Regions from separate parts of the Homo sapiens genome. Here region 2 is linked to region 1. Evidence: read pairs that join two places in POLR2A ChIA-PET (ENCODE). Cell type or tissue: OCI-LY7. All regions are shown on one strand. Each heading gives the region's core, and the rest is flanking DNA. Links, peaks and the distances in the headings are about the cores only.

Region 1 (2,802 bases), core at 113-2,612:
CTCCCGGGTTCACGCCATTCTCCTGCCTCAGCCTCCCAAGTAGCTGGGACTACAGGCACATGCCAACATGCCCGGCTAATTTTTTTGTATTTGCAGTAGAGACGGGGTTTCACCGTGTTAGCCAGGATGGTCTCGATTTCCTGACGTCGTGATCCACCCGCCCCGGCCTCCCAAAGTGCTGGGATTATAGGCATGAGCCACCACGCCCGGCCCTCTTTCTGCATATTTCATTGCACTCCATTCTCCCCTCAGTTTTGCTCCTGTCTTTGTCCCCTGCGAAAGGAATACGATTAAATTGATTATCATTCTGCTCCATTAAAAAACAATGGGTAAAATGTATTATCTAGCATTCGCCAGGCCCCTCATCACAGATATGCTGTTTCTTGATACCAGCTCCAGATCAGATTTGAAGTCCCAGGCAAAGAACGTGCAAACAGACCAACCAGATGCCATCTCCTTCCACAGGGTTCCAGTGCTGCTAAATGAGATGAAGACCCAGTCCCAAAGCTGTGAGTGTGACTCAGCCAGTCCCCCCGCAACACGAGCTGGGGTTACGTCACCTGCACAAGGTCAACATCTGGAAAGCAGCAGAGCAACCGTCGTGATGGGAGTGGTGCATTCTTCCAAGTTCAAGGCAACTGCAAACATGACATTTGGCGGATGACAAAGGCCTAAAAGGAGACTTAGGATTTGGTTCAACTCTGTACTTCATTCCCTACCGCCTCAGGCTCTCAGGAGCCCATGGATTTTGCCACTCTGAAAGCACAAGAGAGAGAATTCCAGAGTTGCGGAGAAAAATCTTTGGCAAGCCTCGAAAATGGCCAGAACTCATTTTCTTTGTGACAGCGGAACATACAAGCTAAGGGTCCCCATGTAAAAGTTCCCGTCCTCTTGTGAATCTCCTTAACAACAAGGAGCAGTCAAGTGTCCGTAAGAAAAGCATAAATATACAGCTTATGTACACATGTCTTCTGCAGGTGGTTTTCATCAGACTCAAAAGCGAAGCTGTCCTTTTTCTTCTCGAATCTAACAGTGAAGAATCCCAAAGGATATGAAAAGCTCTCAGAATGAATCAGCCACCACTGGGAAAAGCTTACTAACAGGGCTAATTCCAGGGGCCAGTGGCAGATGGAGGTGGGAGCAACGGCCCCTTTCTATGTGTCCAGTGAACAATCAAAAAAGCATCCCAGGTCAGCTGAGGACCCTCCACCATTTCCTCCTGTCTCTTGTCCAACTTGATGACTTCCAGAACTAAAATATTAAAGAGTGTCTACGTCAGGAAGTGACATCAACCAGAACAATATGAGCCTCTGAAGGACAGGTGTCTGGGCAGTTGGACCCGAACCATAGAAAAAAGAAATTCTCTCTTCTGTTGCCACTGGTGCAGATGGATGAGATCTGAGAATCATTTCCTCAGCGGGCAAAAACCCAGGGAAGAGGAACTGGAAAAAGGTCACGTCCAAACAAATATGTCAACCAAACGAAGAGAGTCCCAAAAGGCATGGGCGGACACACACCGCCCACAATAGGAGAAAGCCACCACTGATTTGAAATCATCACGCACTCCAAGGAACATTCTCACAAATGGCCCCTGGGAAAGTTTGTGTGGTCAGGTGGTTAGATGGCCCTAGGAGGCAGGAAGTCACAGAAAGGGTGTACCCCTGAGGGATGGGGAATGTTCTGTGACTCTTCCAACACTGAGTGTCTCCTTACACCTATAAAACTAAAGCTAGGGCAAAATCAGCAGTCCACGTAAAACAAATGGGAGAGCCTCAGCTATAGAATGTCTTCTTACCCAACGGCCCCAAAGCGTAAGAGAAAATCCCACTATCCCATATAAGATGTCTCTACAAAGTGCTTAGCACAAGGTCAGGAATCCTCAGTAAATTTAACCTAAATTTATAATGTTATTGGTTATCTTATTAACAACAACAATAATATTCATAGCTGCCAATGAAGCAGGTGTTCCCTCCAGAGATTAAAAACTCAGTTACCGTCTAAGCAAACCCATTGAGTTCGCTAATGAACCACTTTCTGGAAATCATAGCTATTCAAAATATTCTTTCAAAGTCCAGTATCCCCCATGTGCAAACACTTGCAGTGTCTGCCCCTTCTTCCCCTCCCATTTCTAACCCAGCAATCAGGGATATGGGTGATCAGTTACTGATGCTAGGACCCAATGTCCTCATTCCAACTAAAATACAACACACTACCTTCACCCAGCTTGCTTTTCTCTGTCGCCACAATTTTTCTCTCCTTTACTTCTCCACTATATGAAGAAATGGTAGGATTGTTGTGGCCTCTTCTGGTTTTACCATTCTCAGCTTCTACACCCTTTTCTTCACATTGCTTTGTTTCCAAGGGCTCCATGACTCCGTTTTACTGGTCAGGGAAGATAATTTGAACGTTTGAGCTCCTGGGTGATGTGGGGACAAAACTGGCCTCTCATTCATTTTTGGCCATGACCCAACAGAATGCCTTCCCCACACTGTCTCCTCCATGTCTCTGTCTCGGCCACCTCCCAGGTCAAGCTCATCTTTATCCTAGTTTATGACCACAGGCTCCTAACAGACATCCTGCCTTCTAGGCCTCCTCCCACCAACCAGCCTTCCCAATGCTACCCAAGGGATTTCTCTCCAAGGCAGGACATAGATTTCATTCTTCCCTAATGAGAAGCTTTCAGTGGCTTTAACTTTCTGTTAGTAAAATTCAAGCTCTTTGGGGTTACCTTTAAAAAGGCCTCCATAACGTGACGCCAGTGGGGCTCTCTCTTCTCCCCTCTCGCCAAATCCTCACAAATCC
Region 2 (2,802 bases), core at 197-2,696, 88 kb before region 1:
CTCACCTGTAATCCCAGCTACTCGGGAAGCTGAGGCATGAGAAACACTTGAACCCGGGATGCAGAGGTTGCAGTGAGCCAAGATGGCACCACTGCACTCCAGCCTGGGCGACAGAGCAAGACTCTGACTCAAAAAAAAAAAAAAAGAATGTATACAGAAGAAGGTTCATCTAAAATAACATAAATATTCATCATGTATCTGGGGAAATATAGATACATTTCTACCTTTTAAGTCAAAAAGCTGGAAAGAAACCAGCCATCAGTGAGTTAAGAGGTGTCACACGGAGGGGGCATTGAAGAACCCACACTTTTCAATATTTTTCCCCTTTACTGTTTACTTTCACATGCAACTGCGAATAAAAGCAGTAGATATACTACACACTGGCATTTAGAAATTGTTTAAAATGGAGCTAAAGACATTACATTTAAAATTGAAGAAGAGCATCCCTTTGCAAACCAACCGTGTTTCTCACGCCCTCCAGACCCTCCAGACCCTGCTGAGGCCTCTGCTTTTCCACTGTCAGGCAGAGTCCCCCTGGAGCAAAACTGCTGTGCATCTGAACACCCTGACCCCAGCGAGACCCCAACTCCCCTCCCGCAGGTGAGCCACTGAATTCCTCACCTATTAATGACATGTCCTGATTTTGTTTGGTTTTGTTCTGTTCCATTTTTCTTATAGAATGCCCCATTCTCTAGGAATGGAGTTGAGCAGCTGCCACTCTGTCCTCTGATCAAAGTTATGGTCCTCTCCTGTCTTCCTGTTGTCCCAGCTCACCTGAGAGACTTTCTGGGAAGAGACTCTTAGAGGGAAGGGGAGTACTATGGCATTCATGGAGAATCCCCAGTGACCAGCTTGGAAGGCAGCTGAAATTTTCAAAGGAACTTCCTGCCTATCTGTATCCCAAACTAAAAAGATAGAAAGAAAACCAAACAGCTTTACCAGTTAACAATACCATCCTTCAGTGCACACCATCAGACTCCAAATAATCCATATTAAGTGGTAAAAGCCCATGAACTGGAAAGAAAGAAGGCTTCTGCAATGACAACAACAAAAAGATAGGGCAAGTCCCTAGTATCTCAGGGTATTCCCCACGCCCTGCAGATGTGCGTGATCATACACTTCCCACCAGGTAATACTCGGGAAGTATTTAAGATGCTAGATGAAAGGCATTTGTTACCCAGGGGCAATCCCCCTAAGTTTCTTGCAGTGGTGATTAAAGCGATTGCCCTCCATCCCTTCCCTACCTTCCAGTGATGTGAGGTTTAACTAATGTGCACTTGGGGTTTTAAGATCCCTAGATGAAAAGAGGACCAGATGTGAAAGTTATTATTATTTTGTTCAAAGTAGACGGGTATACTAACATCTGTGGGCAAGTTTACCACACGCCACTTAAAACAGGCTAACAGGGTCATATGCCAAAACGTTCAGGTTTGCATTTTTGAAAAGCTCAGAGATCTGACAGATGTGTTCCGGCCGCGATTTAACATGCGGCTCCAGTGAGAAGGAAGCAGATATGACAAATGGTTCACTTATTTCAGAACTAAAACCCCAGAGGAGCAGCCTGAGCCAAAAAGGGAAGTGATCAATGGAAAAGACGGTCGAATCTGCTCACAGGCAAGGCAAGGGGGCAACACAGAGCATGTGCAGGGAGGAGGAGCTTTCTGTTTGGAAGGTAAATGAAACACTGGGCTGCAGAGAACCCGAAATTATCTTCAAGCATTTTTTAGCCACGCTTGAACTCATTCTAGAATTCATCAGCTAAGTACCCTTATAGGATAAAAAGTCCCTTTCTTCATCTTCTATAAAGAAAGAGATCTGTGGGCTGGGCGCAGTGGCTCATGCCTGTAATCTCAACACTTTGGGAGGCTGAGGTGGGCAGATCATTTGAGGTCAGGAGTTCGAGACCAATCTGGCCAACATAGCAAAACCCATCTCTACTAAAAATAGAAAAAATTAGCCTGGTGTGGTGATGCACACCTGTGATCCCAGCTACTTGGGAGGCTGAGGCATGAGAATCGCTTGAACCCAGGAGAGGCAGAGGTTGCAGTGAGCTGAGATGTGCCACTGCACTCCAGCCTGGGCAACAGAGTGAAACGCCGCCATCTCAAAAAAAAAAAAAAAAAAAGGAAAGAAAAGAAAACAGAAAAGAAGAAAAAAGATTTGTGCCTAGAGAAATTGCAAAAATAAAGACCACCCCACCATCACCCTGCACCAGTAGGATCCAGACTGTGTGAGCAATAAGAAAGTCTAATCGATGCCCAAACACAGGCTTACTGAGAACCATGGTCCACATGAAATGGTGCGTAGTCTCCTCCCAACGCAGCTGTCAGGGAGAACCTATGGACCTAAACCAGATCGTGTCTCCCTAGTCCTATCCACAACCCTCAAAGGCTTCCCATCTCACCAGCAGTCCCGCAGACCCTGCCCTGACGACCCTCCTCTGTCTTCATCTCCTTGGCTCTCCCACTTTGCTCTTTCCACCCAAACTTCCAACATGCCCAGCCCAGCCCTCTGCCCTCTGCCTCGATGCTCCCTCTGTCAGCACAGGGCTCGCTTCCTCAACCCCTTGCCATCTTGGCTCCAATGTCACCCATGCAGTGGGGCCTTCCTAACTCCCCTATGTTCAAAAGCTCAAACACCCAACACTTCCTTGCTTCAAGGGCCTCCACTGTAACAATCACCTTCCCACATGGTACATGTTGTAACTACAGTCGCCATTCCCTATCCACGGGTTCAGTATCCATGGCTTCCATATCTGTGGACTCAACCAACCGTAGATCAAAAATATTCAAAATAAATCAA

What was found. Peaks named below come from ENCODE experiments on the same cell type or tissue, not always from the same donor. Only the 100,000 strongest peaks of a DNase experiment are listed, where the experiment ranks them.
Region 2: POLR2A ChIA-PET joins it to region 1 with 13 read pairs; 2 of 35 experiments call an interaction of 5 or more read pairs at or near these places.

Annotation. Positions count from the first base shown.
Region 1 is chr21:31,413,358-31,416,159 of GRCh38, forward strand. It overlaps a transcript of TIAM1 not described here. Among named protein-coding and RNA genes, the nearest start is that of TIAM1, 70 kb to the left of the region's middle. In OCI-LY7, for the core only: no CTCF peak of the experiment used is centred there; no DNase peak of the experiment used is centred there.
Region 2 is chr21:31,325,538-31,328,339 of GRCh38, forward strand. All of the region lies in intron 2 of TIAM1 (TIAM Rac1 associated GEF 1), which reads right to left. Among named protein-coding and RNA genes, the nearest start is that of TIAM1, 17 kb to the right of the region's middle. In OCI-LY7, for the core only: no CTCF peak of the experiment used is centred there; a DNase peak (open chromatin) is centred at 1,554; H3K4me3 peaks cover 351 bases; H3K27ac peaks cover 1,071 bases.